2 separate regions of the Mus musculus genome follow, and region 2 is linked to region 1. Evidence: chromatin loops called from intact Hi-C (ENCODE). Cell type or tissue: gastrocnemius. All regions are shown on one strand. Each heading gives the region's core, and the rest is flanking DNA. Links, peaks and the distances in the headings are about the cores only. Region 1 has its middle 11 kb from the start of Gas7. Region 2 overlaps Gas7 (growth arrest specific 7).

Region 1 (11,526 bases), core at 2,543-7,542:
GCTTAGTGCCAAGCATCCCTGTATCTCTTGCTTCTTCCAGGTGGTCACATGTGAGCTATAGGCTTTGCTTTGCTTTGTTGGGTAGCAGCTGGCCGTATCTGGAGCAGATGAGGGTTTGCAGAGTGACCTGACTTGACGATTCCATTGCTGGCTTGTCTGGTTGATTCCAGCTGCTGCACTGAGGTCAGCAATTATCAGCATGCACTTGAACCACATGCCCCCGTGGTTATACAGATACGGACCCCACTTGGGAGTCTCTGCTTTAGGAAGTCTGAGGGGTCCCAGAGCCTGCATTTTCTAGTAGATTCCTCAGTGAGGTAATGGTGCTGCTGGTGAAACATACTTTAGACTGTTATTCCAGAATCAAAATAGTGTATATCAGATGAAAAACAACACAGATAACACATGTGAACATGGGTTACCTGCTTAGGGGTGAAGACCCCTTCTTAGAGCTGAATACTGTAGGTTACCAACTGTCATTTATTTATTTATTTTACCCCAAGGTGAAAATAATATTTTCAGCTATCATATAATAAACGTGAACTTTTTGACATATAGTCCTAAAAAATTTTAACACATATAGATTCATATAGCTACCCCAATAGCCAGGATGTAGAAACTCCATCACTTCCAAAATGTCCCTCCTGAAAGCTTCAGGCCAGCCTAGTCTATATATCAAATTCTAGGTCAGCCAAGGCTACATAGTAAGATCTTACCTATTTTTTTTTCTTTCTGCATGCCTTTTTCATACATACCTCCACCATCTAAAGCCCTGGCACCTTCCCCAACCTCTTGGCTTTATCTGAGAATGTCACATGAATGGAACAGCACACTGTGTGACCTTTGACCCAGCTTCTTAGCATGTGGAGACTGTGTTCAGTCAGCATGAGGCCTATGGTTGAGATGCAAAAAAGGTCTGGGGTTCCACTGTTTCTTTCAAAGGCAAGACCAAAGCAACTCCCATTAGCCTCCAGTACGGTTCCTGGTACTCTGTAACCTGCATCAACCCTTGGAACCAACAATCTTCTTTATTCAAGCCTTTCCAGATCACACTTGACTTCAGAATGAGTCTCAAAAAGTCTCAGAGACCTGTCAAGGCACCGGCTTCACCTAGGACCCTTCTATCTGGAGGCGGTATGCATTCTCAGTGGTTGGGCGGCTTAAACGGTGGGAGGTCATCCCATGACCCATGCTTGAAGTGTAGGAACCAAGAACTTCTGTGTTTCAGTGGGGCTTCCGTTATGTCCAAGAGGAATATTAAACAAGAGGGAAAGATACACATCCCAGAATCAGGGGTAGAAGGCTGTAGGTTGCTCCCCTCTACTATGTACACACTTAATATTTTAAACTGGAGGTTCCAGGGGATAGAGTATCTTGACAAATGTCATTCAGCTGGCAGGTGGCCTCTTGATTCTGCTTAAGGCAGACAGCGGCAGAAGGGCACCTTTGTTTCTAGAAGCATCCTGAGTAATAACACACAGGCTTCTTCTCTATGGAGCTTAATGGACTGAGAATTTGCAGTCTGATATACCTGGGCGAGATACTTAAGCAGCCTCGCTGCTTGGCTTCAGGTCTGTCTGTCTACCCCAGGTGGGAGCTGGCTTTAGGAAGGAACCTGTGCAGCCAGCAAGGCCTCAGCTGACACCAGAGTGGGTGACTTAATGGAGAAGGAGATTCCTAAGAACAGAATTCTTCTCTGGAGGCTGTCCCACCCCTCTCGAGGGAAGGAGCCCAGCTGTCCTGGAAGGCTGTGGACATGCTTTTCCGATTGCAGAATACTTCTCTTTCATTTTGAATATCATTTGTTTGGTTGCCATGGCAACGTCAAAGGCTCTATTTTAATGCTAACCTGCGTGGTTGCAACTTTCTATATATAAATGCTGCTTTGCACACTGAATTAGCGGATGCCACGGGGAAATCGTGGCTATGGGGACTGTGGCAGAAAATGACCAGCCTGTCAGATGTGTATGAGGACCGACTGCTGGATTGAGGTGAGTGGGAATCCTGGCACTTCTTCAGTCATTCTTCAAACAGATGCCCCAGGCTAGGAGGAGCAGGTACAGCTGCTGACCGGAGCTAGGAGTGGACTCTGTTTCGGATGGACTTTGGTGATTCTCTGCTTTCTCTGGTCCTTATGACTTTAGGAAGTCTGGGTTGCACGGTGACCAAGGTTCCAAAACGCAAAGGAAGTCACTCAGATAGGATAGGTACCTGAGATGGAAGTGTTACTGGCTTCTATGGATTTATTTCCATTCTCTGATTTGAATCTTCTTTTTATTTCTTCATTCCATCATGTGGCCAGTCTTTCGAGGCTCTCACTGGTGCGGTGGAGTACTCAGGGGAAGCCTGAAAAGATTGTTGGGAAGCAACTGGTATCATTCCCCCATTTGAGAGAATAGAGAGGTGACATGTTCCGGCACAGGTCACACAGCAAGTGGGGCAGGAAAGTCGGAGTTCTGTGCGGACCCTCTGATTCTTCAGAGTCACATTGTGAGCTTTCTGCCCTGAGGTCAGGGCAGCGTATGGAGCGCACACATCAGTCAGGGGAGCTGCAAAAGGGAAATACAGTCAGGAATATGCCTTTCTCTGCTCGACTTGGGGAAACATAATGAGCACACGGTTGTATAATGAGATCCAGAAGACAGCCTTTGAGACAAGGCATGAAGTTCAAGTGCAGAAAACTTGTATTTATATGGATTCATGCACTTTCTACGTGGGACAGTTTTGCCATGGACAAATTTTTCTGAGGCTTCATTTCCCTAGGGACACACAGAAAGTGTTGAACATCTTCCCATGGCTTTTCAGTGAGTTGGGTCACAGTAGGGGTGACCCCATGGAGGACAGAGCTAGGATGTAATTGGGATGTGTGACGGGTCTGAGGACAGCATGCTTTGCAAACCTCAGGCATCCACAAGTGTCAGGCTGCAATCCTATTCTCCAGTAGCTGACATGGGAGGATACTGGCTGAGCCAGAGCTCTCCTTGGATCTCCTCTCTCTTTAGTATGATGCAGCACACAGGGCAGTGGCACGGCTAGAGTATCGCCTTTTGGTGCCCTGTCCCATAATATCAGACACAAGCAAATATCTCAAAGGTCTAGGTCTGAAGACATCGATCCCATTCGTTCCGTTGCTTTGTGTGAGATTGGCTCTCATTTTGCTCAGGCTGCTCTTATACTCTAGAACTTAAGTGATCTTCCTGCCTCAGCCCACTGAATACATGGAAGAGCTTCCGTTGCTTTGTGTGAGATTGGCTCTCATTTTGCTCAGGCTGCTCTTATACTCTAGAACTTAAGTGATCTTCCTGCCTTAGCCCACTGAATACATGGAAGAGCTTCAGGTGCATGCTACTGCACCCTGCCTGCAATCTCACCCCTATATTCCCTTCCCATCTCCCTCCTCCTTTCCCTCCCTGTATCTCCCTTCCCCTCTCTCCCCCTTTCTTTCTTACAGTATTTCAAAATATAAGTCAGACTGGAATCTACATTTCTCCTGTCTCTGTCTCCCAAGTGCTGGTCACAGTCCTGATGAGGTCACTACCCCACCTAGCTCTCAAGGAAAATAATTCAATAAAGGGAGATTGTATCTGGGGATCAGTGAATCTTGAGCCTTGAGTCCCAAGCCACATGTTGCCTGTTAGTCAGTGTCTAGCCTGAAAAACAAAATGTCCTTGTACTTGTGCATAGCAAGAGTCAGTGTATATTTTAGTTCATGAAGGGAAATATGAATTTTTTGTCACTTAGCACTTTCAAAAGAAACAAAAGTTTGGATGCTGCTGGCCTTAAGTGGAAGAGTGACCAAAATGAGCCCAGGATCCCTCCAAAATGGCTGTGGATTCCCTTTCCAGTGAAACTCTGGCTCCCCAGGAGGGAGAAGGGCAAGCTTGGGTAGGATCCATGTGCAGCACCATTTGGAGAAGCCTGTGTAGAAGCACAAACAGGGTCAAGCTGCCCAGCTGGGAGATGGCTGGTCTGGTGATAGGAATATAGTTGTCTGTTCTCTTAGCCCTGCAAGCAAGAATAATAACACCTGCAGTGCCCAGGTCCCCCAGGGCTGCTCCAGACAATATCCTCAGGCAAGATACCTTGTGACCCAAGCCCGTGGAGATTTCTGTCACTGATACTCTAGACCCTGGAACACTCATCCTGTGTCCTTAAGGCCTGCAGGAGACAATTCCCCATTCCTCCTGGGAGAGTCCAATCCAACCTCCCTCCCGTTAGACTTATGTCCCCCAGTGCTGGCTTTCTCTTTCCCCTCATGTGACTTTCTGGTCTTATGGTGACTGTCATATTTCATGCATCTGCCCTCACACAGGCTGCTATGCCAGGCTAGTACACCTATCCTATTTTGGCATCCTCACACACCTACCTTGCTGAAAGCAGGACAGATCTTCCAGGGTCTCTTTGGCCCAAGAAAATGTGTCTGTGCTTCCCACAGGGGAAAGGTTAGACCAGGCTTGGGAGCAAGACTCAGGGCTGGGCAGGAAGCTGGTCACATATGTGCAGTTCTTAGAAACTGCCCCACTGATAGCCCAGAAACTAGCATTCAGCTGCACCCACTAGGATCAGTGGTAAGAGGTCCTGCATGGGCAGCCTGAGGAAAGTGGTACTCAGCTCTTTAAAACCAAAAGCATATCTTCAAATGACAGGGTATGCAGATGGCCAACAGATAAAAGCAGCAAGCACAGCTGGTGGCCAGTGGGCAAAATCAAGGGCAGAATAGTGAGATTTACTACTTTATTGTAATTTTGATTTTTGTTTCCCATCACACACACATATATACACACACACACAGAGAGAGAGAGAGAGAGAGAGAGAGAGAGAGAGAGAGAGAGAGAGAGAGAGAGAGAGAGTGTTTCTTTTAAATACTTTTGAGCTGGTCACCAACATCTTAAAATCAGCACTTCTCACACACAAAAATTCAGAATTTCAGCTTCTCTCTCAAAACTGAGAGAGCACACTGCGGTTACACCCAGCCTGCTGTCCAGTGGGGCTCTGACATGCGGCAGCTGACTCTATCTCCAGTGTGCTTTCCAATTTGCCTCAAGTTCCCACCACCTCTGCCGATAACCATTCTTGAGGCCAGTATGTATAGTCTTATATTTCACACACATATCCACAGCAAGGATTGATGGCACCTGTCCATAATGGGACTGTGCAGTTGACTGCAGTTGCCCCTTGGAGGCCAGAAGAGGGTGTCAGATCCCAAGGAGCATGAGTTACAAGTATTTGTGGGCCGCCTAATGTGGGTTCGAGGAATGGAACTCAAATCCTCTGCAAGAGCAGTATGTGCTCTTAACGGCTGAGCCATCCAGCCAGCCCCTCAATCCCTTTTTGGATGACAACAGAGTGAGGATTCCACACTTCTACCTGTAGATTCATTGATGTAATGCTGCTGGATGTCTTAGTCTGCTTTGTGTCTCTCTGATACAGCAGAGAGTAAGTAAGTTACAAAGACTAGAAATGTACTTGATACATAGTTGTGGGTTGGGGGAATCCAAAACCATGGCAGTACCTTCTGTTTCGAGACTTCTTAGGGCGTCCTCCCATAGCAGAAGGCAGAAAGGCAATATCTCTAAGAGTGATACATATGAAGAGGCCAGCCCTGTTTTGTTAACAAGCGGTAACTAACCCACTCCTGATAGCAACATTAATCTATTCCTGAAGGCTGGGCCCTCACAACCTAATTAGCACTTAAAGGTCCCAACTCTCAACATTCTTGTGTTGGGTATTAAATCTCTAATATGAAAACTCTTAGGAGTATATTCCAACTTAAAAAACAAACAAACAACAACAACAAAAACCAAACACAATTGGCATCTCCAGCTTACCTTAAAGACAGTTACTTGGGTGCCTTCCCATAGGCCCAGCAGTGTGTAGCCCTAGTAACACAGCTAGAGAACCATGTCTCATTCTGAAGGACCAGGTGGGATTATCAGGCTGATCAAGGGTAGCCAAGCATTCAGAGGAGCTGGAAGGTCTTTAGATGAAAATATGATAGTATTTTTTGTAAAGTTGGGGGGTTGCAAGACAGGATTTCCTTGTATAGTCCTGGCCGTTCTGGACTTATCTCTGTAGACCAGGCTGGCTTCAAACTTATAGAGATCTGTGTTGCCTCTTCCTTCCTAAGTGCTGGGACGAAAGGTGTGCACCACCTCTGCCTCGTACTCTGTCAGCTCTTTATAACATCTAGGCAAGCATCAACCACAGGTTGATTTTAAGTCTCATACTGGAAAATCAGATAAGATTTCACAATCACCAGCCATCTCTCTGGCTAAGGGCTTTGATTGCTTCAGTAGACAGTCTATGTGAGCCTTTCCCAATGGTGTACCCAAGGCCCTTGAGAAGTTTGCCTCCCAGACACCAATGGCCTTGTCTCCCCGGCCCATTTCTTTTCTGTGTGCTTTGGAGAACTGGGGTGGGGATTAAGTATCTAAAAGCCCTCCCGTTGTAAATAGACTGTCACATGGGCACTGCAGTCTCCACCTTCTAGATTATTAGAATTTTTTCTTTCTCGTCTACCCTTGTTTTTGGTACACAGGCCATTCCAGGAAAAAAAATGAGGTCAACATGCCAGATAAGTTGACAAGTATTGTTCAGAGTCTGGAAAGAAGAAGCCTATTTATCTTGCCTGCTGCCCCCTGCCTCCTACCCTGCTTCCCCCCCCCCCATACACATAGGGCTTCATGTAGTCCATCCTCGCCTGTGAACTAGGGATCAACTTGAACTTCTTGTTCTGTCTGTCCCTACCTCCTGAGTGCTGGGACTACATGGATATCACTATGCTTTACCATGCCCAGTTTATGAGCTCTAAGAATTAAGCCTAAGTCTTCATGTCTACGCAGGCATTCCGTCCGCCCAGCTCCATCTCAGGCTCATGCATTTCTCATGCACATCCGTGTTTGGAGACCAATTTGAATAGAACACTTTTTGTGCCAGGAAGTGGCAGACAAGTGCTCATCCCAGGTCACTCAAACCAGAGGAACAATGACTGGAGAAGTTAAGCAGGGTGGAGCACACCTCCCAGGAGACAGTCCCCTTCTAGGCTTGCAGAATTCAGTGCAGAGGGGAGGAGGCTACCCTGATTAGAGAGTTAGTGTGGGAGCCTAGTCTCTAGCTGCCTCTGCCTCTGCCTCTGCCTCTTGCTTTGGTCAATGAGTAGAAGCTACCGGTTAGAGCTCCTTGTTGTCAGGTCCCAAGCAAAACTGCTTGCAACCACTTAGCACTCAGTGGCCTTCTGGGAGTCCGGGTTCACCCCTGGATGCTGGTAAGAGTTCTTTGTGGTGAGAATGTATATGCTGTTATTTTCTTACTTACCCACTTAACAATCCACTTCCCCCTGCTGCTTCCCCTCTCCCCAGTTAACAAGGCTCCTACTAGCAGTCACCATTGCCTTCCCTGGGTCAAGTGGATAATGAGGGAGCTGGCTGCCTGGCTTCCTCTTCAAACTAGGGTGTTTACCTTGGGAGGTAGCAGAGGTTCAATACATAGACTCAGAGGCAGCCTTGAGTGAGGAGGAATCAACACTAGGTCAGGAGACAGAACACCAAGTTGAAAGCACACTGTGAAATGAAAATAAGAAGCAATTCCCCTAAGGTTTCTATAGGAGTCAAATAAGCTAGTATATGTCAAGTTTCCTGGCCTCTAACAGTGCAGCAGCTAGCGGCAACAAACATAGGATCTCATGGCAAAGTACAGGCGGTAGAATTGATTGAAGATATCCAAGGGGGGAAAATGGGAGATGGGGAACTTTGATTCCTGCATCCCTTCATTCATTCTGTCGCCTTGGAGAAAAATGCCTGCATGGGTCATTTCAGGAAGGGTGGTAGGGCCTTGCATAATAGTCTATAGGTCCTGGAATGGTCTGTGCATACCTTGTGCTGGAAATCTCTGTCTTCCGGTTGTCTTGTCTGGCTAGAGCTTTGAGTCTTGGTGCTGAAAAATAGTTGGATGAGGATTTGCAAAAGGAAAAAATCAAGAGGGCTCAGCCCAACAGCTGTTTGGGATGTCCCTGTACCCACGAGAGTCAGATGCTGATGTGCCGCTGAATTCCAGTCTTGTCATTTCTGTGTCTTTCCTCCTGCTCCTTCTGTCAGCCTGCTCAGTGTCAGGAAGGTTGGGCAGTATTGCTCTGGGGCATTCCACATAGCCTGTTGGGTTGGTCTGGATAGCACCATGAAGCGAGCCTCAGTTCCCTCATCTGATGGAAGCTCGCATGGGTTCATCCAGAGACCTAACAGGTGGTGGGAAGCATTGCAAAGCAAATCCTTTTCTGTCAGAGTTTCTGCCCTCTGACTGAATCTGAAACTTCTCGAGGACAGAGAGATTTACTATTCATAGTCCAGGACGGCCTCAGACTCATGACCTTAGGGTCTCAGCTTTCTGAGTGCTGGGTCTACCCTGTGCCACCATGCTGGCTTGTTTTCTCATTATTATGTGCTGGGGAGAAAAAGACAGTTTCACATGGGGTTTTCTAAGCTTATGCTATTAGTAGAATGTGATTGGAACGCTAGTGTTTGTTTTTTCTGTGATTTGCTGGAGAGCGGGAGCTGGGTTTGGGGCAGGCAAATATCTGAGGGCTGGTGAGTGTTTTGTGGGACTTCTTGGTTTGTACTCCTTCCCCAAGCCCAATGCAGTCATGAACACCTTATGTTGGAATTTTTCGTAGGTTGTTCTTTCCAGAAGCCCCTGGAATCTTCCAGGCCCTCTTGTTTGGCTAGAGCTTTGTATTTTAAGGATAGGGAAAATAGACTGAAGAGGATTCGCAAAAAGGAAAATCAAGTGAGGTCATGACTTCACTCTGTGTGCACAGATGTTTCCTCCCTAGGCCTCTTCCTCCACAGGGCTCTTTGGCCACAAACAAATGGGAAGTGGCTGTCAGTGTCACCTTTCCCTGAGGAGTGCTAAGGTCCTAATGGGGTTTTGGCTGCCTTTGCTAACCACAGCTCATTCTGTAGCCTCGTGAGATTGGAACATTCACATCAAAGTTCAGGGCAGCCAGAGGATGCTCTCTCCTGAGACCGAGAAGGCATGGTGTCCATTCCTAGTCTCTGGTCCTCAATTTTCTCATCTGTAAAAACGGCAAGATGGAATCAAGTGATCATTAAAGTATTAAAGTATGGCCTCTGAGACGGATCAGTTAAGGGAGGCTGTAAAGAGTCAAGGCAAGGGAGTTATCCCTGAGGTGGAAAATCTGCCACACAGCACAGCTCACTCGCTACACAGAACAAGAAGTGACTCACACTTGAGTTGAGACTTCATCATTATCACCTTCCTGAGGTAGATTTATCTCTCAGTGCCTGGAGGTTAAATGGGTAGTGCCTTCCCTTGCGTGCCTAAAACAAGCCTTCCTGTTTCTGTCATGCATGAGGTGTTAGCACAGCTCACTGGGTATGTCTGTGATTGCAAAATTTTGGGAAAGAGGCTCCCATTTGCAGATTGGAAAAAAAAACATAATTTAACTTTCAATATACTTAAAGATGACCTTGGATTTTTGATTCGTATGCATCCACCTCCTGAGTGCTGGGATTATTGGCTGAGTACTGGGTTTATAGGTGTGTGCCACCATTCCCAGCTTAAATGTCCTGGGGTACAAGCTCAGGACAGTGCCTGCCAGGCAGGAGCTCTACCACTGAACAACGGTCACCATCCTGCTAATTCTTTTGCTTGTTCTTTGTCTTTTTTTGGAGACAACAGGGCTACTGAACTCACAGTGTAGCTGAAGATTACTCTGGATTTCTAATCCCCCTGCCTCTACCTCCCGAGATCCCAAGTATCGGCCTAGTTTCAAGAGTTATAGTCTGATATTGGCACTTCTCCAGCGCTCCACAGAAGTGGATTTGAGTGAGCAGGTTCCGGTTGTGAGGTCCCAACTCATCCATTTCCATCTTTAGGCTACCTCTTTGATCTCAGCTGTGTTTTTCCACACTTTCTGTTCCCCTTTCAGAGGTCGTGACTTCTGACAGTGTCCGAGTTGCTTCTGAACTATTTTCTGAGATGTGCTCTTCCGTTAAGCTTTCAGCTTGGCATTTCCTCATTTGGAGTTGCCTCTCCGACCATCCCAGCCTCCTTTCTTCTCATTCTTGGACTCGTCAGGTGGTATGTGCCTCTGTACAGAACACGTGGACTCCTATTGACCTCTGCACCGTTTTCCCATTGCTGAAAGGTCTCTTTCTTATGGATGACCCACAGTTTCTATAACACACACGCCCCTCAGTCCAGTTCCCAGTGTCACCTTGGCTTTCAGAACAGGTTAGCAGCCTGCCCAAGCCCCTCAAATCTCACTGTGCTCGCTATCCCTGGGTTTCCTGGGAACTTCTAGGCTTCGATGATGGGTAGAGCAGAAGGGTAGGTCCCTGCTACCTGTGTGCCCAGGGTACTGAAAACTTGGGGATCAGATATCTGCAAATCCTGTCCCTTGGGTTAGAAACCGGGACTGGTGAAAGCATAACACACATCTGCACTCAGGGGACGGCTGGTGAAGTTGCAAATGCTAATTCCCTTCCATGGCCCATCCTTGTTCTGGAAGACATCTTTCTCTACCCCTCTGCTGACCTAGTGGTTCTTGAATGGTTCCTCTGACTGTTTTTGTTTCTTCCAAGACTGAGTACATGTTTCCTTTTCCTTTTCTTCTTTTTGCTAACGTAAGAGTGAGCCCGTTAAGTTGACAGGCATTCCCGGAACAGCTTCAGCACCTACACCGCGGGCCCCACTTGCATTTTTATCCTTGCCTCTTTACTTCCCCATAGTGATTCAGACTCTGTGTTTGCAGGGAATTCAGGTTTGGCTTTCCAAGATTACAAAAACAACCTGAGACCGACCGTTTCCTAGATGCGCCGAGCTGCTTTCGGTGCAACCTGAGTGTTTCCTAACACGTACTGAGTTTACAGCGAAGGATCTGCAGGGTAATTTTAGATCACATAACCATGACGGCTTTTAAGTTGTAGATATTTTTATGTATAATTGGAAAATATAAAATTACAAGTCATACCTGTGATTTCTTAGATGTTATTACTTAGACCAAGGCTAAATTTAAATTGGCTATAAGTTAGTTTAAAAAAAAAATGTTGAGTAGGCTGATGGTGTGGCTCAGTGATAGAGGACTTGCTTAATGAGTTCATGACCTGAAATTCCATGCCCAGCACTGTTGTTGTTGTTGTTGCTGCTGCTGCTGCTGCTGCTGCTGCTGCTGCTGTGGCTGCTGCAGCTGCTGCTACTGCTGTTTAAATAAACCACAGTGTTGCGGTGGCACAGGGGTGTGACAAGATGTAACAACAGGCTAAGCATGACTGAAGCTGGAAGTCACTGAGCAGGGAAACCTTTCAGAATCTAACTGTCGGGAAGTGGGACCTAATTCAGGTAGTTGGGCTTGGTAGCAGTCTCCTTTAGCCACTGAACCATCGCTCCAGTTATCAGGGCTTTTAGAATTGAACACCATTTCTGACCTGTTCACTCAGTACTGGGAATCTTTTGTGACGTGATGCCTAGAACCTTTTACTTGCTGCACACGGGAACTTGGTTTCCTGTCCC
Region 2 (11,526 bases), core at 3,852-8,851, 53 kb after region 1:
GCCATAGGGAGTAAAAGCATACACAAAAGCAGGGTGCTGTTGTTGGTAGTGGGGTGAGCTGTGAAAATACTTGTTTTAATGAGGTTCCATTTTCAGGATACACTTTGAGGATGTTCTGTCAGCAACTTCTGTACATAAGGCAACACAGACTTTTCCTTCTCATGATGGTGACGATGCTTGTGTGCATAGCATCGCACTTTCCACACCAGCCTTCCTCACTCTCCCAGTGGGGAATGCCGTTCTGTCCACAGAAATTACTCCCCGGTGGGTGGATGCTTGGGCCTCTTCTCCGGGACTTTTCTACTTTAGCAACAAATACTAAGGGAAAAAAATCTCAGTTATTTGATGTCACATCTAGAACTGTTGTCCAGTTAAAAGGAAGTTTGACAGGCACCTGTAGTCTGTCCAGGAGTCAGCCCCCTCTCTGTCCTGCTTCTCCAGATCTACATTAAGAGAGGTCACTCTAGAAGGACCATATTAATCCCATGAATAAAAATGTGGTTTTTGTTAGTCTAGTTTATGTTTCTCCAAATTTGAGGGAGATTAATAGGTTTTCTTATTTACTGATCAGTATAACTGGTTTCTTTTTCTGTAAATTATCCATATATGCCCTTTTCCCTTTTATTTATTTATTCACTTGATGTGCTGGGCACTGAGTCAATGGAAGGCAAGCACTATACCACTGAACTACATCCCAGCCCCTGGTACTTTTGAAGCAGGGCTTTAACTTTTTGTGATTCACATACTGAGAAGAAAATGGCGTGCTCTGTGTTCCCTGGCTCTGTCTTGTTCTTTCTCCGTATCTTTGTACCTACACATACAAGAAGGCTGGCCATTTTCTGAATTAGCCACTAGCCATGTTACTGAGTTGTAATGGTTGTGTTGAACTGAGTTCATTCATCAAACACTCCTGGTGACCTACCTGCTCCACTCTGTGTAGGACGCAGGCTGAGGTGATGGGTCTCAGCTCTCGGATTGCATCCGTAGTGGGAGGGATGGGAAAGGGAGGAGGAAAGTCATTCACCCAGCTGCTCTGACTGTTTCTCATGTCCTTATCCAGAGTTCAGAAAACCTGGACAACAGTGCCCAAGCAGCTCACTGGCTTGGACCAGCAGGTCATGGAGACTCCACCCAGTTAGAATGAGACTATCCCCCTGCCTCTAGAGTCCTGACCCTCTGTGTTGTCTTCAGCTTGCTCACCTGCTCCTTCCTCATGCTCAACTGTTGTAGAACAGACTGGGGACGCAGGCTTGCTATGAGTTCTCAGTACTCCGTTGCAGTTGGTAAATATTCTTGATCCCTAGGACGGATAGCCAAGCCTCACGCAGACAAGGGCTCTCTGGGGACAGCTACTACGACCTTGGTAGTTTTAGAAGATTGGAATAGATATAGTGAGCATTTGGAAGTTCCCTAAATTACCCTGTATTGCTAGCATGCATCTTACCTGATCCTAAGCCTGACACTTTCCATGGGGCCAGTGATGGGACTCCGTGATGATTTTACAATGGGCTCCCTGGGTTTTCCCCAGAGCTGACTCATCACTGAGATTGCCAAATGAAAAACAATCGTTTCTGGGTTCTGTTGCCATGGACTGAACCTAATCCTCCGGCTCGGAGGCTCGGAGCCTAGGAATCAGCATTTCAGACCAATGGCCCTAGAGATTCTAACACAAAACTGGCCTCAAGAAATGAGCCAGGAGCACTGGGTACTGAGCACAGATTGGGAACGTCAGGCTTGGGATTAGATACGGTTTCCTTCTTGGCATCTGCCTCCAGTTTTGTCAAGGGAGACTCAGGGCCTATTAGCTGTGAAGTGCCAGTTGGCTGCACACACCTGTTGGTTTGGTAGCAAGACATGCTTTTCCCACACTGCTGTCAACCATCACTACCCCTCCACCCAAGGGGGCAGGCAAGCCCCCATTAAATGCTCTCGGGGTTCCTCATTGTTTGGGTAGATCTGCAGGTCCTGCCCATCTCCAGACCACTGTTCAGCCAGGGACAGTTCAGAGATGGATGTGTCGACCAGCAAAGGAGTCTCTGAGTCATGCAGCTATTACCTTCAATCTTTATCTTCCTAGCTTATCTTTATTCCTGGTGTGGGAAGAATACTTTCTCAGCTCTTTCTCTGGGAGATGTGTTCTATGAAGAGATGAAAACAGAGGTGGGGTATGGTGAGACAGAGGCTTGGCATGTGAGAGGGAGCAGGGAAGCAGAGGAGGGGACCGAAGCTCTGGACAGGGTTCTTGTCCTCTGAAGCTCACTGTAGGTCAGAAACTGCAGAACTCTGTGCACCCTCTTGGATCCATTTGGACGTACTAGGCCCCCCAGCAGATGGAATCACACATACTTCTCTCAAACATGTCTGGGACATGGCTCATGATTTGGCAGGGCTGGTCCTGCAGTTCTTTCCAGGAAGGGGCCAGTGGGAGTGATACTAGAGAGAAGCATTTGTGTTGTTCTGTTTGTTAAGGGTCTGCTAGCAGGACCTGACACCTGCTTTGCCGTGAGCTGGCACAGGAACAATCAGAGTGAAGCTACCCAAGAATGCTCTCTTTATTGAGTTGCCATCAGATGATTCAGGAATGATCTGCACGCCCTCACAAGAGTCATGCATGAGGAGGCCAGGTCTGTAGCTAAGGTCTTGGGATCAGACTCTCCCACATATCCTGATTCCCCTGACTTTGGCTGAGAGAGACACTCACTATCTCAGTGGTACCTTCACTTTGATGTCAAAGCTGGTGCCACCATGGCTGTCTGCTAAGGTCCAGGGGTGGTGTCTACTGCATTCTTGCTGTTGACACCCTGTTTCTAGTATTCCTTCAGAGGTTGCTGGGGAAGAGTCCAGGATTACCTCAATCTCTATAGGAGTGGCAGGCTGGATAGAGAGAGACAGCAGAGCGCATGTGGTAGCCCAGTCCAAGAGATCAGCTCAGAGGTGGTTGTCAGATCATGTTGCTTCATTGCTCAAAGCACGCTATTCAGAATAAAAACCAGCATCCTTGCAATGATTAGTAAGATCCAGAACAGACCATGGAATCCCCCAGAGGGTGTATGATGCAGGTACCTGGCACCCAATTTAGGCTCAGGAGGTCTAGGACAGGGCCTGAGAACTGCATTTCTAACATGTTCCTGACAATGCTGATGTTCCAGACCCCCATGGACCATACTTTAGAAACCCTTTCCCATATTGAGCTAACCCATCCCTACTGCATCTGACCTTAATCCCCTCCCACTCCACCCACCATGTCTTCTTTGGCCATTCCATTCTTCTTGTTGCTCTTAGGAGATGGCAGGCATGTTTTTGTCTCAGGGCCTTCTTCCTTCTTGTTCCTTGGGCCTGGAATTCTCTTCCCTCAGATAAGCGCTGGTTTCTTCCCAGACATGGTAAGTGACTTACAAAATGGCTCCCCGTGCACCCAACCCATGTTACTCATGTCCCTTCCTTTTCTAGACTCTATCAAGAGTGGTCTATGGGACCAGGCAGCCATGATAAACTGTGAGTTATGGGGCAGACGTGTGACTTCTGCCTTGCTCTCCCTTGGCTCACTTGCTCTGGGTGAGTTAGCTGCCATTTTATACACAGCTCAGTAGCAATGCTCTTGGCTGCTGATGCCATGGCTTCTCCTATCATTGTCTGGGAGTCCCTGCACTAGAGCCACCATGCTAAACCCACTTCTAAGTTGTGACCTTCTGAAACCATGTGAGACCATAAAAAGACCATGTTTTCAGATGCCAATTTTGGAGTAACCAGAGACTTGCAATAGACACCTAATGAACCTCTCCCATGTCTTTTTTAAAAAACATCTCTTTCTTGGAAGGTTTTCCTTGATCATTGTATTTACACAGGGGAGGAAAGATTTGTTTGGGCTCATGGTGTCGGAAGGGTTTGTCCCTCATGGCAGGGCATTCTATAGCATATGCAACAACAGGGAGCAAATGAAGGAAACACAGGGAGTGGGTAGGGTAAGATACAACCACCAAGGATGCATACCAGTGACCTGCTTCATCCAAGTATCACACACACACACACACATACACACACACACACACACACAGAAACACACACACACACGTCTTGCCTACTACCGCCTCCCAAGAATAGCATGAGTTCATCAATGGATTAAGCCATTCACTAAGTCAGAGCTTCCGTGAGCTAATCCTCACTGAAATCAACCTCACAAGCATGTTCAGACACGTGCTCCACAGGTCCTGTAGGCCAGTCATGTTGACATCTGTTAGCCCAGTCACGTTGACAATCGAGATTAGCCATCACAGCCACCTATTTACGTGATAGTGTCCTTCTAATAATATCATCTGTCCCCCTCATTGTTTCCTTTTTGCATTTTCTTTCTTCAGATGTGCATGTGATGTACATATGTGTATGTTTTTTTTCCATATATTTGGACACATATGTGTGGAAGGGTCCATGTGTATATGTGCATGCATGTGGAAGCTCAGCATTGAGATTGAGAATCATTTTTCTTCTACCTGACTCACTGAGGCAGGGTCCTGCAATCAAACCTAGAACTAGCCGATGTGACTGGTTTAACCACCCAGCTTCCAGTGTGGCACCCTGGGGATGAAATTACAGACAGGGTACCATGCCCCCCTGGCATCTCACAGGGCCCTAGGGCTCTGAACTCCAGTTTTCATGCTTGCAAGCGAATGCTTTACCCACTTCCCCGATCCCCCTGCTTTATTATCTCTATCATGAACCAACATTAAGCCTAATATAATGCGTCTCTTGGCACAACTTCCTCCCACCAGTTCTGTAGGAAAAGTTTTCATTCATGCAAATTTACCCACACCATATATAATATATGATATATAATATATAATGTATAATATGTAATATATAATAGTTAATATATTATATAATGTATAATATTATATAATGTAATATGTAATGGATATTATATAATTATAAATACATAATGCATTATATATAGAGAGAGATAGATATAGATCAATTGGGAGATGATGGTCTTTGGTACCACACTGTCGGATGTCTCCAGGAACAGGCAACTGTCCAAAGAGAGGACGTTCTCTCCTGCTTAGAGGCTGGGGTTGGAGCTTAAGGCTCATTCCGTTTCAAGAGGCCATTGGGTATTTTAAAGCCAGAGACTCCTAACTAGAAGACATTGAGTAACTAGGGGTCCAGAATACCTAGATGCAGAGGAGGAGGAGACTGGAGTTGCTGCTGTTTTCTGAGGGCCAGTGAGCTGGGCTTGCATCCTGGGGCTGCAAACACACATTGCAAGGAAGCAGTGACTGCAGATCCAGCATCTGACACTCAGCAGACAGATGTTCTGGGTCAGGAAACTGGGGCTCCTGAAGCTCTCCTGGAATGACTTACATTCCTGATGCCGGGGAATACCATGGAGCTGGGCAACTTGGGGACACTACTCCTGACTAGGGAGGGGCAGGAGCTAGAAAGGAAGATCTTAAGACTGCCATTTGCCTACGCCTGGTCACATGCTGCTGGGATCACCACTAAATAAGGGGCAGAGAGAATGCAAGAAGCACTGAAGGGGGCTTGGGAGGAGGCTCAGTTGGTAGAGTGTTTGCCTACCACACAGCCAGCCCTGGATTGGGCCCCAGCACTACATAAATTGATCATGGTGGAACATGTCAATAAATCTTAGCATTCGGGAGGTAGAGACAGGATGGATAATCAGAAATTCAAGGTCATCCTTGGCTACATAGTAAGTATAAGGTCAACCTAGGCTACATGGGACCTTGTCACAGGCAGCAGGAAGGGGAGGACCACTAAAGAAAGAGAAAGGAATAAAGAGGTAGGCAGAAGAGGACTTCGAAGCTTGCTCCTGCTGCCTATCACCTATTATTTAGCCAGCAGCATTTGAGGGCAGAAGAAAGCCACCACGTAGGCCTGAAGATGAGCTAAGCCATTGGAAGGAAGGGTGGAGATTACTTGAAGACACAAAGGCTTGTTGATGGACCCATAGCAAATGCTCAGGACCAGTAAAGAGATCCAGGAGTACCCATAGTGGACGTGTGTGCTCCAATGCAGGCAGGCTTAATCTTAGCAGGGGGCCCAAAAGTCTAGAGTCCACTATGTCAAAATAATAGTTCCCACCTCTCTCATTGTCTTAATTGTTTAATCATTATTGTATTAATGTATTAAGCATTAAATGTTTAAGCATTATTGTATTAAAATAAAAACACACTATTGAATATAAAGGAGTATTGTATGGTACGTTGAAAGCTGAATTTAACGTAATAACATTCAACTTTTCAATTGTGCTCTCTTCTAAATTTTGTTCTCTGAAGGCGAGGCCCTGTAAGCCTCTGTGAGGGAACAGTATTCATGACTCTTGGCATAGAACAGGAGTAAACGGGCTCCCTGAGCTGGCTTTCCCCATGGCCAGCTGTTTACATATGTCTGGCTGCCCTGGTTACAGTGGACAAGGTCCGAAGGAAGTGGTTGCCATTAGGAAAGTGTGTTCTTTCAGGACTGCTCTCCACCTGTGCGTTGGTAGGAAAAGAGTCTCTGGCGGATGGCTCACTGCAACTTACACAGTATCCCTAGCCCTGGTGACAACAGCCACCTTGGAGCAACTCAGGGTCCTAGCAATGGAAGCCCAGAGAAGGCACAAGAGCCTTGATCTGGGCTCTTTGGATTCAATCATTTCTTCAGTCTTCCTTGACCTAGGCCAGAGAGCCTAGTCACTCTAAGCAGATTATAGGGTCTTCTTTACAGAAGACCTGGACATGGCTTCCTCCCTCTGAGTAGTGTCACCCATCATGGTCCTGCTGTTGGTGTGATCCTTCCTCTGCCAAAGCTCTAGTGTTCTCTCCAGATGCCTCTCCAGACAGTCTGGCTCTGTTCTGTTACTGCTCCAGGCTTGCAGTTGTCCTCAAGTCTTACATAGGTTAGATCTTGTCAAAGCCAGGAGACAGGCTGGGCGGTGGCTTCAGTCAGAGTCCCTGTTCCTTCAGAAGCCCAGCTGGAGCTTTCACAGGGGACTGGGAGGTACCAGAAGGACTAAGGACCTGACCAGGAACCTCTTGGAGAGCAAGTACCTACCTGCAGGCCAGCTTCTTTCTGTGGGCTTCAAGACACTCGCAACAGCCTCCTGAGCTACAAGGTACCCTAGCCCAGTGGTTCCCAACCTTCTGAATGACACAACCCCTTAGTTCAGTTCTTCATGTTATAGTGACCCCTGTCCATTATTATTTCATTTCAACTTCATAGCTGTAATTTTGCCACTGTTATGAATCAAAATGTAAATACCTGTTATGCAGGATATCTGATATGAGACCCCCCCACACACAGGGTTGCAATGCCCCTCCTCACAGTCTTCCTAGAAAAGAGCCAGCAAGGCCCACAGCTGCTCAGGCTCAACCTTGTCACCTGCCTGGAGGTGGGGCTAAGCATAGCTGCTCAGGCTATGTCTTTATTTCTCCCTGCATGTTAGTAGCTTGTGGTTAGCAAGTACCAGAAGGATGAATGGATGAGGGGTAGGAAGTAGGACCCTGTGGTGGCCAGAAGCTAAAATAGCAAAATCTGTACATCAGCTGGAGATGTGAGTATGTGAGGTGCTCCTCCTTCTAAAATAAGGTCAGTGGCCTCAGCCACCAAAGGAACGGAGTCAGCAGCACAAACAAATGGGACATGGTTCTCTGGAGACTTTCCCTGAGCTTAGGTGGAATGGGAGTCTGTTTATCTCTAGACAGCTGAGGAGCATACCAGGTGGGGGTTGCCCATGGACTGTCACAATGTGCAGCCCTATTGGCTGGCAAGGAGCCATTTGTGATGGAGTGAACCGGTCAGGACTGCTGTGCTAAAGGACAAAGTACAGATGTCAGGGTGCAAACCTGTGACCATCCAAGGGCTGGAATATGTGTGCTAGGTCCTGGCTCAAGTCCTCAGACAAATTTGAGGCAGATACCTGTGCAGAAGGGTCAGCAGGGAGGGTGATGGGAAGGAACCCTGGAGAAGACAGCAAACAATACACACTGTGGTATACTGAAAGACCACTCAAAACTGTAGTTCAACCGAGACACAGAACAGGCTGCACATAGGGGCACATGATTATCATCTGCACTTGGGGGGTTGGGGGACTGAGATAGGAGAATCACAAGTCATTCTGGCTACATGATGAGACAGTGACTCTAAAATCAAAAACAAACGACCTAACTAAGGAGAGTGCAGCAGAGTCCGAGGTGCCTGAGGCTCACCCACTGGCTGAGGACTCACTTTCTACAGACCCAGGTTCTTTGTTCTGAACACTGGGGTTTGAGGTTACCATAGGCTTTGAGAAGAACTGCCTGCTGTACAGCTGGGGCTTCTGGGACTAGAAATGGGAGCCCTAGGAACAGAGGTAGAGAAGAGTGATGGGGGAGGGTAGAAGATTGTAGCTAGAAGCTACCTCTTCAGACCCACCATGTAAAGAAGGGCCTTGGTTAAGAGATGCTCTGCCAAGAGGGGTGAGGTTGGGGAGTAAGGGACATAGGCAAGAAGCAAACTCCTATGAGGCTGAGGAAAGGAAGGAAGGGGTCCTTTGGTGTCCTTCTTCTAAGGAAGGTGACTGCCTCTGGCTCACTCTGCTCTGTGACATTTCGGTTTCATCTCAGCACTCTCCAATTGATCTTGTTTCTCCTTTGACAGAGACCACCTGGGAACGTCCCAGCAGTTCTCCTGGGATTTCAGCCAGCCCTGGCCCTCACAGGAGCTCTTTGCCTACAACAGGTAAGAGCCACTCAGCAGCTTGGGATAAGTGGGAGGGCTGTATACCCACCTTCACTGGGAAGCTGAGACTGTGGGTCCTGGGGCCTGAAAGCTGCTATGGTATGTTGTGAACCAGACCTGGAGATGGTCCAGACTATGTCCCTAAAGCCTGCTTCCCAACATGGCGGTCGTGCCCTGGCAGGACCAGCTGCAGCTCTGGGTACCTAAGACTCTTGGCTACTGGGGTACTTAGGATGAGATCTGACTGGATAAAGTCAGGGATCAGAGATCTTTCCAGATGCAGGGCAGAACACCTCCATATGGCTCACATCTGCATCGAGGAGCTGAAGCTAAAAGGAGGTCGAGTTTTACGGGGGAAATTTTGAACAGAATGTTCTGGAAAGGAAGTGGGCTTGTTTGTTAGGATGCGCGTTATCTGTAGAGGCTGCTGAATGGCTTTGTTTGAGACATACATCCCTATATGTATATGAGAATTAATTATCCAGAAATGTCTTAGGTTCTAGTACTTAGATGTTCTGAAGAGTTACAGGGCTTGGCAACAGGGAAAACAGTTTATCATCTCTCCTGTGATTCCCTCCTCCCAGCAGCCACTCTGGTTGGGGTCCTCAACCTCTCAATCTGTATCAGTACATTCTTAATTCTTCTCTCTGTTGAGGCTCTCCTCCCATGATGTACTGAGGGGTAGGGCCTGAATGTCTCCTAGTACTCTGGTCTCTACATCTCCACACAGAACCTGGATTCATTGTTGCATGAATTCAGTCATCAGTTGCCTCTTCAAAGTCTACTCAGCACACACAGGATTATCAAAGTCCTCTGCTGTCACCTGTGGCAGATGGAGCACTTGGACCTCTGCAGAGGCCTAGGAGTCATAGACCCTCTATCACCTAGAAGCATGTCAAAAGCACTTCTTGGCCCAGCTTCAAGTGTACCGGGCCTCTGGGGGGGTTAAGAAGGATAGGGAGATAGGGAAGAGGGTCAGAGGGACCTAGGCAGTGGCTGCCCACACCTCAGCGACTTAGCATGGCATTTCCCAAGTCTAAGACCATAGAGTCTCTGCCCAACCAGTTCCCTGGCAAAGGAGCTTAATGGCCATGCTCTCTTTGGATGTTTGGTGGGCACACCCTGTTCTGAAAGTCACCCTTATGCACCCACACACTTCACAGGGACTCCCACTGTGTTCATTCAGTGCATGTCATGTATTTGCCAGCCTGTATGATCTCAACTCCAAGAGGCTCTGCCCTCCAGTGGTAATTGGGTAGGGTCTAAGACTGTCCCAGGGAAAGGCACTCACAGGCATCTTCTAAGAAGATTCCAGAGCTCTTGCTAAATGTCCTAAAGGGCACAGGAGAGGCCTAGAGCAAAGACTCCTGGCCTTACAGGACTACAGTGAGAGTTCAGAAACTGTTCTGAGGTATAAAAACATCCATCTAGCACTGCGTACAGTAGGGATATTGGTCTTTCGGGGGTCTGTGGGCCATGAGGACAGGAAAGAATGTCTTGCATTCTTTGGTTTCCCACCCATTTCAGTGTGGGGCACATCAGCTATATCATATGCTGATGAGTGTACCCCAACTGAATGTGAGGCCTTCCCCCCCGCCCCGTTATTTAAAATCCAAGTGTGTCTACTATCAGGGGCAGTCTTTAATTGGTGAGATTATTATTTGTTTCCTGGGGTCCGAGCCATGTTGCTTCTGCCAGCAGGCTTCTTTTTCATCAGTCATGTATTAGTAACCCAGAGGGACCATGAGAAGGCCTGACCTGGCTTCATGATTTTGATCATGTGGAGCATAAAGATAACTCAGCCATCCACTGACCCTCCACCCTTCCTCCTACTATTGTCTCTACATGTGCTCTCCACCTCCCACCTTACCTTCTATCCCTGTTCTAATTTCGTCCTGCTGCTGTGATAAAACACTCCTATCAAAAGTAATTTAAGGGAGGAAAAGGGTTATTTCAGCTTAGAGGTCACAGACTATCATTGAGGGAAGTCAGGGTGGGAACGCAAACAAGAAGTTGAATCAGAAACCTTGGAGGAACAGCGCTCGCTGCCTTGCTCACTGGCTCACGATTAGCTAGCTTTCTTAAACAACCTTGGACCACCTGCCTAGGATGGTGCCTCCCACAGTGGGCTCAGCTCTCCTGCACCAAGCATTAATCAAGTCAATCTGATCTATACAGTTCCTGAGTGGAGGCTTCCCTCTCAGGTGACTCTAGGCTGCGTCACGTTGGCAATTAAAGCTCACCAGAATAATTCTCTACCTGCCACCGCCATCATTCTCCCTGTCTCCATCTCCCACCCTCCAATCCGTCATCTTCCTTTCATCACCATATTCCCCAATCATACTTCCTTTTCCACCCTTCTCCAGCTGCCATTCAACCATTCTCCCTTCACGGACTTTCACCCATTCTGTGTCCCCATTCCCACCTTCTGTTTTCACCCTCTGTCCTCCATCTTCCCAACATCTTCCCTCCATTTACTTTCCTCCCTTCCTTCCTTCATCTACCCTCCATCCCTCTTCCATCCTCTCCATCCATTCTTCATCCTCCCTCTGTCTTCCATCCTCCATCTTCCTGGACCATTCCAGTGAAAATAGGGTCTGGCATATGCTATCATCTTCTTTACGTATGTTTGAATCTAAATCTAATAAATAAAGAATGAAATGGTGGCCACTCTATTTCTCTGTAGGGGGGGGGGGTCACAAGATTTTTTTCCCTAGCGCTTTTTCTCATTTAGTTTCACAGAGATTGAGTACTGTTGTGGGAAGAGAAACAGACACAGTAAGGACCTAAGGTTGCTTCAGAGATACACCAAAC

Evidence for each region. A loop is a pair of places that touch in the nucleus more often than their neighbours do. Peaks named below come from ENCODE experiments on the same cell type or tissue, not always from the same donor. Only the 100,000 strongest peaks of a DNase experiment are listed, where the experiment ranks them.
Region 2: a loop joins it to region 1, with 2.1 times the contacts of the local background. A loop is called at or near these places in 2 of 42 quality-filtered maps.

The regions. Positions count from the first base shown.
Region 1 is chr11:67,569,360-67,580,885 of GRCm38, forward strand. It overlaps a transcript of Gas7 not described here. Among named protein-coding and RNA genes, the nearest start is that of Gas7, 11 kb to the right of the region's middle. In gastrocnemius, for the core only: a CTCF peak has its summit at 5,196 (motif pointing right); no DNase peak of the experiment used is centred there; H3K4me3 peaks cover 596 bases; H3K27ac peaks cover 3,236 bases.
Region 2 is chr11:67,620,979-67,632,504 of GRCm38, forward strand. It overlaps Gas7 (growth arrest specific 7), which reads left to right. Exons shown (of 14, transcript NM_001109657.3): 3 at 8,632-8,712. Among named protein-coding and RNA genes, the nearest start is that of Gas7, 40 kb to the left of the region's middle. In gastrocnemius, for the core only: no CTCF peak of the experiment used is centred there; no DNase peak of the experiment used is centred there.